3 separate regions of the Homo sapiens genome follow, and all the other regions are linked to region 2. The links are chromatin contacts, found by Hi-C or POLR2A ChIA-PET in ENCODE. All regions are on one chromosome and are shown on one strand. The core of a region is the stretch at or near the end of the contact, and the rest is flanking DNA. Distances in the headings are between cores, read along the strand shown. Region 1 holds the start of LINC02645 (long intergenic non-protein coding RNA 2645). Region 2 holds the start of ADARB2 (adenosine deaminase RNA specific B2 (inactive)). Region 3 overlaps WDR37 (WD repeat domain 37).

Region 1 (4,164 bases), core at 1,229-3,728, 760 kb after region 2:
TGGTGCTTTAAAAAAAATTCTGTAAGTTTGTAAATGAGCAGGGACCATGGTCACTCACTTATATTTCTCCTGAGTCAGAAAATAGTGAAAACACCGATAAAGGAAGGCAGTGAGTTCCTAAAGAATTTTACAAGGTTTTAATTCAATTTAACTTAATAACTCTGACTTAATGATAGAGTCAATATTCTCCTACCTAAATACAAGAGCTTGGACTCGATGACTTCACAGTAGTGTTTGTTCTGTTGTTTCAACCTAAGCCTGTGATACCAGGTCCAGGACCATCATTTCGCCCTCTATTTTCTAATTAATGTAGTGCAACAATCAAGAAGTACAGGAAAGATAAACAACCTGAGAAATTCCACTCACTGTCATTGGTACTGAAATCCACATTGCAAGGGTAGAGAGAGATTTGTGCAAGGTGCAGGGATGAGTAGCAATGGCAGCATTATACTTGTTTATGGGAAGGACGGGGGGCAATGGAAAAGCAAGCCAATAAATCTAACATGTATTCAAGCATCTGGCTAAGGACCAGTCCAGGGCAAAAGAAAGAGAGATGGGCAGAGCACGTGACACTCGCATAGTCTCTTCACACATCTTATCAGATTGTGACTCAATTGCTGTAGTAATCCCTCATCCACAGTTGACGAAAAAGATGAACAGAGGGTTAAACGCATTAACCAAGCTTGCATAGTCAGTAACCTTACAGCTAAGACTCAAACCCAGGTTTTCTGACTCTGAATTCAAAAACTCACAGACCAATGCCAGGGTCAACCAGATCTACATGTGATTTTAATGGGTTATTTTTAGGACATCATAAGGAATTCGGTAAGAAATTTTATTCTGAGATTTGGAAAATCAAGCCCTACCACAGTTTAAACACAATGGTCACAATTTAAATATATTTTAAAATTCATGTGTTCCAGTTTAGGGCTTTGTTTTCAATCATTTTTTCTTAATTTTTGATTTAAAACAACCTGTCTAAAGTTAATGGAACTCCTTATTCTGTGCCTTAAATAAGATGGGAGTTCCCTGAGAAAAGAAATGGAAGTTCTTAGCCCGGCAGCTCCGTTCAATACCGTGGAAGTCACGTGGATTCCAACACCCGCGGTCTTTCCCTTGGCTTTCAGGTGTATTTCTCCTCTAAGGATAGATTAGAACAAAAGTCATAGGAAAGGAAATTTAAATTTTTCTGCAGACTGAGCTAAGCCAAAAAAATGTGTGACATGCTCTTGTACATTTTTCCCTTCTCTAAGGTAACTTGTAAAGGACCCTATTTTGTCAGATCACCTATATGTATTTCAACATTCCGTGATATTGCCTTGTCCTTCTTCATAAGCTTATAGGAATCCTTGAAAGTGGAATGCGTGATGTCCATCAGTGACTTCAGGGTTTGTGGAGCAAACGCTATGGTAGCACCGGGAAGAACAGTGGGTGAGAGGTGACCCCAAAGTTCAGGAATATTGCTTCTGACCCCACTTCCTCAGCTAGCACGTCTGGTGTGTCACAGCAGAGTCCAGCAAAGGTAACCAACAACAAAGGGAAAACTAGACACAGTTGCCTGGAATAAATACGAAAGGTAAGAACAAACAAAATCTGTAGCTGCTTGTCTGTTTAACAGTATAAGCCAATGAGGGATCGTAAACTCAGGGAACCACCTCCAGTGTACACACGTTCAGACGCACACAGGCTTACACACACAAACACACAGGCTCAGACACACATTTGCTCAAACACACACACGCTCAAACACACACACTCAAACACACACATGCTCAAACACACACAATAAACACACAGGCTCAGACACACACCTGCACAAACACACACACAAACACACACCTGCTCAAACACACGCACACTCAAACACACAGGCTCAAACACACGCCCAAATATACATACCCACCCAAGCTCAAACACACTCACACACTAAAACACACAGGCTCCCACACACACACACAAACACACAGTAAAATACACAGGCTCAAACACAAACACTCTCTCACACACACTAAAACACACAGGCTCAAACACACACACACTCTCTCTCAAACGTATACACCCTCAAACGCACTGGAGCTACGTTATTTGAGCAAGCATTTTAGGCCCCAGACCATGATTTAAGTATAAATTCAGTGCCTTCTTTTCTGCATTATGCTCATTTCAACGTAATATAATCTTTACTTATTTCAAATACAAAAAAAATCACTCTTCTCTAGAACTAAAGGAAACACAAAGTACAATCGCCCCACTCTTCATGTAACGCTGTGAAAGAATCCTGCTCATCAGAACGAATTCTAACGGGTCGCTGAATGTGAAGCTCACGTCACCAACAAAGCGCGGTTTCCTCCCTCGCCATCCTTCCTCATGGTCGCGCACCCGGTTCACCTCACCAACAAAGCGCGGTTTCCTCCCTCGCCCTTCTTCCTCGGGATCGTGCACGCGGTTCACGTCACCAACAAAGCGCGGTTTCCTCCCTCGCCAGACTTCCTCATGGTCGCGCACCCGTTTCACCTCACCAACAAAGCGCGGTTTCCTCCCTCGCGATCCTTCCTCGTGATCGCGCACCCAGCTCACCTCACCAGCAAAGCGCGGTTTCCTCCCTGGCAATACTTCCTCGGGATCGTGCACCCGTTTCACCTCACCAACAAAGCGCGGTTTCCTCCCTCGCCATCCTTCCTCATGGTCGCGCACCCGGCTCACCTCAAGAACAAAGCGCGGTTTCCTCCCTGGCAATACTTCCTCGGGATCGTGCACGCGGTTCACCTCACCAACAAAGCGCGGTTTCCTCCCTCGCCATCCTTCCTCGTGGTCGCGCACCCGGCTCACCTCAAGAACAAAGCGCGGTTTCCTCCCTCGCCATCCTTCCTTATGGTCGCGCACCCGGCTCACCTCAACAACAAAGCGCGGTTTCCTCCCTCGCCATCCTTCCTCGTGGTCGCGCACCCGGTTGGATTTCACAGTCATGGAAGTTCTGCTTTAAAATCCGTTTCTGAAGAAGTGTTAATGGTATTGTATCTCACCATATCTTTTTTCTTCTTTATATGACACTGGTTTTTAAATTATAACTCCTGGTGTATAATGAGATAAATTCACCAAAGCCTGGTTCGTGCCCCACAATGCCTTCGTCACTTGGGCAACTGAGCCTTCTGTTAAGCAGGGAGCTCGCAAGCCAGCTCTTTCCGTGTTGCCTGTGTTACGTCCTGAGAAAGGCTTATATACGTGTGGTCCTTAATCAGTGGTGAAGTAATAATGAAAAAGAAGTGCCCATTACGAAGCACCTTCTATGTGGTATGACATAGTATTTCACCACCCTCAATTGGCCAATGTTTCTGAAAAATAAAAAATATTATATGTATTTTACTAATAAGGAATCTAAGAATCTGCGACTAGAAATCAAGTGTCCTGGTTGGACCCTTTCCACGTTGTGCAAAGGGTTTTGGTGAGGGCTGAATGCTTCGTGGGCTCTTTCTGCTTAACCATACCCTATGTATTAAAAGAAAAACAGTGGTCTTGCCTCAGAATGGTAATTTTCAAATATTTTCAGTAATTGAAACTTTTGCCTTTTATTAATGTAAACAGAATGAAATTTTTTTAAATGAGTATATATTTTGGAAAGGATCCTTACTCAGAGACCCTGCTTCAATAATTTTAGAGAAACTTGGGTTTTCAATGCCAAAAAGAAGAAAAAGAAAGACAAGCTTAAGAATACTGTCAGACTAATGCATTTGCCTGATGTGTGTGTATGTATAAACACGCGCATATATAATTTGCCTAACTACCAACAAAATCTTTAGAGGTGAAGATAGAATGATGGGTTTCAAAATTTCATGATACCTAAAATGCCTTCCTAATTTTTTGTTTTTTATTAGTTTTTTTTTCAACTACAAAAGATCTCAATCATGATAAACTGCTTGCTAGACCTGGTTTTCTGTCGTTGTCACCTATAAGCAAGACACATAAAACCCTGTTAAAAAAGCATTGGAAAACAAATATCTAAATAAACAATAGGTAAATGCTATCTGAAGGTCTGTATGTCAGTGGTTATATGAAGGTGATTAGAATCACTTCATTAAAATATTTTTATACATTTGGGAAAACAAATAAAAACCAAATATGCCTGGGAAAATGTTTCTTGATGCATGCCGCAAAATATTTATTTGCCCA
Region 2 (3,807 bases), core at 1,087-3,586:
TTTTTGGCTATGAAAATTAAGGGACTTGACATATTCAAAATAACCAAGGTATGGAAATATTTGCTATAGGAGTTTTATTTTGAATTGCTAAAGTTAAGTTTATAGCAAATGAAGTCTTTCCCCAGATTTCCTTTTTCCCCCTAAATTGAATACTTTCTAAGCTAGCATGACTGACGCTTCCTGGCAAGGCAAGTGAATTTGGAGAAAGGCAACACTTTCCTCCTGTTTATATTTATAAAATGCATTATTGCGAACTATTACTCCACATTCTTCAACTCTAAATATTTAAATAGACTAATCAAAAAATATTGGGAAATGTGAACATTTCAAGTGTAAAGATGATGCTTCCTTTTTCCTCTTTTAAAAGTCATATTCATTATTCAATCCGGTGACTTTCTCAATATCAATGCCACTTTGTGTTGGCATTATCTTTGGAGGACACTAACAGGTCTGTTTCAAAATGATAATTTCAAACAACAAAGTGAATCGCAAGCGCACACTTAGCAGCTGAGAGGTAAATGAGAACCACAACATCACCTCCCTTCTGAAACCAAAGGCTCCAAAACCTTTTGAGGAAGTTGTGGGGGCCAATCCCTCCCAGTGGTCCTGACGTTCGGTCATAATGAATGACTGTTTGCTATTGACATTTATGCCTGCTGACTGTCTGGATAATTTCTATTATTGGAAGAGGCAATAAAGGACCTGGTGACGGTTCGAGGGCACACAGGAAACGGTCTGGTAGAAACTTATCTTAGGCCAATGCAAAGATGAAAATTCTTCAGGAAAGATGGACAACCCCAAACACACCTAACGTTGCCTCCTGCTTTCAAACAACTGGCAAAGCTGATCAATTCTAGCTGTGTTTTTCCAACCGTTCTTTATACTTCTACCTCACTTAAAAAAAATCAGCACATTTCAAATCATGATTAGAACTGAACTTTCTCCTGCAGGCTCACTAGGAACTGACAATAACACAGGTTCCTCTAGGAGAGAAGGGTCGGCATGAGAAGAATCTTTTAATTCTTCCTGGCATGCACACAGGCTACGATGGCACTGGGGGCATTGCTCTCATATTGGAGCGATTGCTAATTTTGCAAAATCCCCAGTGTGAAAGCCCTCCCTTGCTGTAGCATTGACTAACTTCAGCGCGGCCCAGCCCCAGGAATATCAGTAACAAGGCACAGCTGAGTTTGTCAGTGGCCGCTGTCAGCCGGCTGCTTTTCCTGCTTTCCTGGTTTGCGGTTTTTTTCTACCACTAACAAAATATGATGCTTCTTTCTGTTTTCCTGTATTCATTTCTGCTTATTTCTCCAAGGACGAGCCCTGTGTTCTCTTTACGACCCAATGTTTACAAATCGACGGGCACCACATTGAGTAAAAACTGCCAGCCAATTTGGAGAGGCGATCGCAGGGCTTCGCCTATCCCTTCCTCCGGGACAGTTTGGATGGGAGTAGCTGGCGCGAGGGCTCGTTCCCCCGTTTTTGGGTAATTCCTTTGGCACTGGGAGACGAGATGGCCTCCGGAGGGTGGAAGGCAGTGCCAGCCCGGCCGGCCACTGGGGACTGCGGGGCCCGGAGACGCGCGGGGTCCCCGGGGAGCTCCTCGCCGCCCTCGCCCCACTTCGTCCGGGTCCCTCAAACATGTCGCAGCGTGGCTGCTCACTGTCCCCTCTGGGCAAGAGGAGGCCCCAGACATTTCCACGGGATCTGAACTCCCGAGCGCCCTGCACGGAGCAGCCATCCCGCCAGCACCCCAAAGTGAAGCTGCTCACAACGGACAAGCCCGGAGACCCCATGAGAGGCCGGGGTGGAGAAGCCGGGGGTGAAGGGGGGCAGGGGCCGGCGCGCCACGCGGTCCTTACCTTTCCGCTTGGACCTCCGCCTCCTCCTCCTCTTGGACTTGCATTTGAGTTGACTGCTCAGCCCTCCAGACCCTCTGCCGCTCCCCAGGACCGAGGCCATGGCCGAGACCCAGGCGCGGAGCCCAGAGCCGCCTCCCTCCTGCACCTGCACCTGCCTCCTTCCCGGCAGCCGCCGCCGCCGCTGCTGCGAAGCTTGAGGTTGCAAACCCGGGAGCGGCTCACTTTTCAGGACTGAGCAGGAAAGCGCGCTCCGTCTCTCTGTCTCTCGAATTGTTCTCTATGACTTGCTCCCACTGGGCTGGGGGCCTCGGCTGGGCGCCTGGAGCGAGCTGCTCCCTGGTCAGGGAGGGCGGGGAAGGGCGCGCGGCGTCCTGAGTGCTCCGAGCTTCCCGCGGGCTCTGCCTCCTGCTCTGGGCTCCCAGCGCAGGGAGGCTACTTTTGCGCCTCTGCTAGTTGTTTGGCACCAGCCACTTTGAAGCCAATCACGCAGGGAGCTTGTCTATTTGCTGCAGCAGCGTCTAATTAGATCCAATCACAACTGCTTTCTGGCTCTGACATCAGCAGCAGCACCAGCCGCACCGCCGCCTGGCCGCTTGCAAACTCAGCTCCCGTTTGGACGGTGAAGCTCCCAGGACCGGCGGCTGGAGGGAGGCTGCTCCCGGGGAACAAGGACGCGGCGCGGGTGCGTCTGGGAGAGACCGGGGGAGCCTCCAGGAGGGACCCTGCCCGGGAGGACGAGGCCTCCTGCCGCAGCCTCGCGGACAGCTCAGCTCGCCCTGCTCAGAAAGACACAGGGACGGGTTTTTCCAACCAACAGTTTTTAACTAGTCAATTCATTACCATGCTCCTTGTGTCAAGGGGGGGAAATACCTCTTTCAGAAATGCAGAGACCGCACTTCCTCAGAAACGGACTGAGGTTTGCAATTCCCCAGGAGACAGCGTCCTGAGGGGCATTTATTCCTCAGAGCCTGCATGCTTGTCTGTTTGCCTCTTCTTTCCCCTCTTCATATTCCTTGGCCGTTTCCAATGCAAAAGATAAATCTTGCATAAAGACAGAGGTTTTGGGATCTGAGTCTGATTTTTGCCGTCAGGAATTTCATGTGTTGCTTTATTTAGGGAACAATGACACAAAAGGAAGAGAAAGCTCTCAGCGGAGAGTTTTGTTGCCAAATGTAATATTTGGATGGAAGAAAGTAACATTTACAAAGAGGTGGATTGCACACTGAAATAGTTTTAAGCAATTTTTTTTTCCAGGAATGTCCTATGTTTCAAGATTATACTTATGGAACCCTGGAAGTCTTATGTAAAATATAAAGAGGAATAGAATCTGGTAATCATCATTGCATCTTGTATTTAAATCACATAAGCTTTTAATTACAATAGTCATGTTTTTAAAAAAATCCACTCTAAAATTCATTAGCACACATTAACATGTTGATATAAAAATGGCACACAAATATTTCTGCTATTCATTGCCTCACATGCAACCTTTTCAGCTGCTTATGTGCCTAGAAATTTCCAGATAATTTTTATCATAAGAAAAAAGAATCACTCTGGGGGACATTGGAAATAATTAGGATGATCCTGTGTTGTTATGTGCTGAGCTGATAGATCGTAGCTCAGTTTTCATTGATGAGAGAGAGTAAGACATTTGATTTCAAATCTTAACTCTACTGCTATGACCTCGGGTAAGTTAAACCGTGCCTCAGTTTCCTCATCTGTAAACTGGGGATAACAACGTCACCCACCTCATAAGTTCATTCATACTCGTTGAATCAGTATCAACCAGTATAGACAGGAACTGGAACATGTTAATTACTCTATGATTATTTATTAAATTTTTTCCAGCAAATAATTTGGAAGGAATGAGCGTATGTTGCAGACAAGCCTCAGAAAGACAGGGCTTCTGCGTTTTCCTTTTAGAATGTTGAACCTTCTAGTCCAA
Region 3 (3,663 bases), core at 83-2,582, 630 kb before region 2:
TTTGTGTCTAGAGAGCAGGGCAGCTTCCTATGTGCTTCTGATATGGGGGTTGCAGGGATAGGCCAGTGTGCCCTGCTGTGCCTGTCCCCTTTGAGGGCAGGATGGAAAGGCCGAAGAATTCTGTCCAGAGGAGGACGCAGTGGAGCCAGGGCTTGGTGAGTTGCTGGTTTGTGCCAGGCACTGTTGGAGCCCCTGGCATCACCCCAGTTCAGAGAGAGAAACTGAGGCATGAGGAGGCCAGGTGGTTTGCTGAGGGTTTGGCTCTAGGGGGTCATTCCAGAGCAGTCCCTCCTGGTGCCTTCAAGGTGCCTCTTGTGTTATTTAAGACCCTTCTAGTCCTGTATTGTCTCTGTTCAGTTGCCATATTTAACTGGAAGATTTTATTTTTGTTTTGTGTAAAAAGAAAAGTTTTTGTATTTATATCACCAGAGTTGATTGCAAGTGCATGTTTTCGCTTCTAAGGCTGTTGCAACCGTGTGGTCTTGGCCATTTGACTGTGAAGTGAAGTCAGTGCTGGTGGCATCTTTAAAATATCTGCTTAGGCTGGGCGCGGTGGCTCACGCCTGTAATCCCAGCACTTTGGGGATCACCTGAGGCTGGGAGTTTGAGACCAGCTTGACCAACATGGAGAAACTCTGTCTTTACTAAAAATACAAAATTAGCCAGGTGTGGTGGCGCACGCCTGTAATCCCAGCTACTTGGGAGGCTGAGGCAGGAGAATCGCTTGAACTTGGGAGGTGGAGGTTGCGGTGAGCCGAGATCACGCCGTTGCACTCCAGCCTGGGCAATGAGCGAAACTCCAAACTCCGTCTCAGAAAAAAAAAAATTCTGGTTAATTTGTGGTACATTTTTGCAGCTAGTGGATACATGAAACAATGGTAGTTTTTTAGAGAGCTGTACTTATGAAGAATGTAGTAAGTGTTATGAAAAAGTTCTTACTAATGTGGACCTATGAATACAGTTTCCTAGGGTTTATGTCTTCCTATTGGAATCAGGTGTGGGGGTAGAGTAAGGTGGAGTGTGTAATTCCCGTGTGCCCTTTCTCCCACATGGGTCTTCCAGGCTGTAGGCTGTGCTTCCATTCACCTGAACCACGGGGGTGAGGTGAACGTGGACCAGACCTGCCCGGGCCATGCTTACTCAGATCGTTTACGCTTTCTTTTTTCTTACTCAAATTATCATGAACTAGCGTATCTTGTTGATGTGTACATCCAAAAATACGTTTTGAAAAGATCTCTCTTTGGCGCTAATTTTGTTGCTGTGTCGGGGCGAGTCCGCTGGGCTGTTGGACATTGAGCTTCCCCTCACCGGCCTGGCGGTTTCTCAGCTGTGCGCATGCAGGATGAGGGCTTGGTCAGCAGGTGGAGCCGTGGACGCCTTTATTGAACACAAACTCTTCCTTCCTGACATCAGATCAGCTGTAAACCTTTAGACGTGCCTCATAATGAGAAAAGCAGGAAATGAGTCATTTTACAAAAATGTTTCATCTGAGGTGTCTTCTTAGTAACACTTGCCTTTGTCTCCGGCATGGGTTTTGTAGGTTCGAGCCAATACGACAAATAAAACCTACAGAGTGCGTGATCCTTACAAATGTGTAGAGCTGTGCATCCGCGCCACAGCACACCAGGGTGAGGGCCTCGCAGTGCGGTTTAGGTCCTGAGATGTGCGTCCGCGCCCCAGCACACCTGGGTGAGGTCCGGGGTGCGGGTTTAGTTCCTGAGAGGAATGGCCAGGTTGTGTGTGTGTGTTCCGTTTGGTCACTTGTCTGGGACGTTCTGAACATGACTTGTAAGAGCACACCCTGGGTCCCCTGCCTTCCCTGCCACCATGTCATTCTGAGGGACCCTCTGCGCCGGGGGCTTCTCTGCAGTGGCCACGGCATCGCCAAGGACATCCGTGAGCCTCCGATGGGTGTCCAGCGTGTTAGCGCCCAGACCCACAGGGCCTGGCACCCTGATAGGTGGGAATGTTGGCCCAGGGCCGGGCCTGAGGCCTGCAGGACTGCCTGCTCATCCGGGAAGTAGCTCTGCCGGTTTTACAGGGTGATCCTGAGTTCTTTTCACTAGTTCTTTTCCTGAGCATTGAAAGCAAAAGTCAGACATGTGTTCTTAGGAAGTTTGCTGTTCTTGTTGATGTAGGCTGGAAAGTTATATGCATGGTGTTTTTAGTGATACCCCTTAAACAGAGGCAGTATTTCTTCAACATGTGTGACTAAAAATACCCTTTCTCACATAATTTATATTAACATGATGTGGAATGTGCTTTTCAAAGTTTTATCTTAGGGCGTATTTTCACTTGTAGGAACTAAGCGTAAATTCTTTAGTATAGTATGTTGGAATCTAATGTCTTTTATAATGTAAATAATTAACTGTCTAGTTAAGGTGAATTGCTGTATATTGGGTTTTCTTAAGGCAAGAAGTAGCTCTAAAGGCTTAAGGTAACTGGCCCAGTTTTGTGATCCAGTTTCCAGGAGAGATTTTTCCCCACTTTCTTTTTTTTCTTACTGTAATCCCCATACTTTTACTTGCATTCTGTGCCTTTTTGAAAGACTGGAGTTTGAGTTCCAATGCTTCACTGTAAGAAAGAAAAGTGTAGCGAAATGGGTCCCCTGAAACGTGTGGTCATTACCTTTGCTGGATGGGGATGGAGCTCCGTGCTGTGAGCTGCTGAAGGCTTTGATCCTACGTGTTTAGAAGGACCAGTCACCTTTTCCTTTTGATGTGTCTTATTTCTTTCCACTCTGTGTTGTGGCATCTCTGTATTATAGCAGGAATTTTACCATGATAGTACTTAGTTGGCGTAACTGTGTGGCTGTTTTTATTTGACTGTTTGTTAGTGACCCAGCGTGTACTGATTTATATGAAAAGCAATTTTAGATACTTCATATAGCAGAAATGTGAAGTTGTAGTATGTGTTGTTATTAGAAATAATAAAAAGGCTTAATTTGAAAATTTCAGTGTGTCACAGGAATTCAGCTGTTGGTGGCTATTTCTCTCTCTCTCTTTTTTTTTTTTGTGAGACGGAGTCTCGCTCTGTTGCCCAGGCTGGAGTGCAGTGGTGCAATCTCGGCTCACTGCAACCTCCACCTCCTGGGTTCAAGCGATTCCCCTGCCTCAGCCTCCCAAGTAGCTGGGACTGCAGGCACGTGCCTTGGTGGCTATTTCTTACACCTTGTTTGATTGCACTCCGTAGATTGATGTTTTTTGCAAATGAAGGTCTGTGGAGCCCAGCCCTGGCTGAGCAGGTCTGTTGGTGCCAGTTTTCCAACAGCACGTGCTCACTTCCTGCCTCTCTCTCACATTTTGGTCATTCTCACAATACTTCTTACTTTTTCATTGTGATTATATGAGGGTGGTCAGTGACTTTTGCTGTAACTGTTATAATTGGTTTTGAGGCCCTGGGAACCTTGCCCATAGAAGACAGTGAACTTAGTCGATAAATCGTGTGTGTTCCGACTGCCCCACTAACTGGCCGTTCCTTCGTCTCTCACCTTCTCCTAATGCCTCTGACTTCATGAGTGAGACACAACACTGTTGAAATTAGGCCAATTAACATCCCTATAGCAGCCTCTCAGTGTTGAAATGAAGAGTTGCGTGTCCCTCACTTGAAAGCTGGAAATGACGAAGCTTAGTGAGGAAGATGTGTCGAAGGCAGAGAGGCTGA

Evidence for each region. Hi-C counts contacts between places; a loop is a spot of excess contacts on that map. ChIA-PET counts read pairs that join two places held with the same protein, here RNA polymerase II (POLR2A). Pooled maps may share reads with other maps.
Region 1: a map of MCF 10A shows a loop between it and region 2 (3-fold over the local background). The contact joins the promoter of LINC02645 here to the promoter of ADARB2 in region 2. A Hi-C loop is called at or near these places in 1 of 168 maps with a recorded cell type or tissue (MCF 10A).
Region 3: a loop to region 2 is called in a map of chondrocyte, with 2.7 times the contacts of the local background. The contact joins the enhancer-like site here to the promoter of ADARB2 in region 2. A Hi-C loop is called at or near these places in 2 of 168 maps with a recorded cell type or tissue (HepG2 and chondrocyte), 2 of 37 single-sample maps with no recorded cell type and 8 of 50 pooled maps. POLR2A ChIA-PET finds 5 or more read pairs at or near these places in 1 of 52 experiments (activated CD4-positive, alpha-beta T cell).

What each region holds. Positions count from the first base shown.
Region 1 is chr10:2,498,984-2,503,147 of GRCh38, forward strand. LINC02645 (long intergenic non-protein coding RNA 2645) reads right to left here and starts at 2,479. Exons shown (of 3, transcript NR_136146.1): 1 at 2,391-2,479. LOC107983989 reads right to left here and starts at 3,186. Exons shown (of 2, transcript XM_011519770.3): 1 at 2,575-3,186. The coding sequence starts at 2,964. LOC105376350 (a long non-coding RNA gene) reads left to right here and starts at 2,870. Exons shown (of 3, transcript NR_188174.1): 1 at 2,870-3,006.
Region 2 is chr10:1,735,189-1,738,995 of GRCh38, forward strand. It overlaps ADARB2 (adenosine deaminase RNA specific B2 (inactive)), which reads right to left and starts at 2,337. Exons shown (of 10, transcript NM_018702.4): 1 at 1,863-2,337. The coding sequence starts at 1,962. RefSeq lists an enhancer at 1,669-2,265 and a silencer at 2,227-2,286.
Region 3 is chr10:1,108,904-1,112,566 of GRCh38, forward strand. All of the region lies in intron 11 of WDR37 (WD repeat domain 37), which reads left to right. Among named protein-coding and RNA genes, the nearest start is that of LINC00200, 49 kb to the right of the region's middle. RefSeq lists enhancers at 766-1,965, 1,283-1,865, 1,340-1,489, 1,866-2,446. Within about 2 kb of position 1,333, at least 6 of the 41 ENCODE cell types and tissues checked have a DNase peak (open chromatin) inside an H3K27ac peak, as active enhancers do.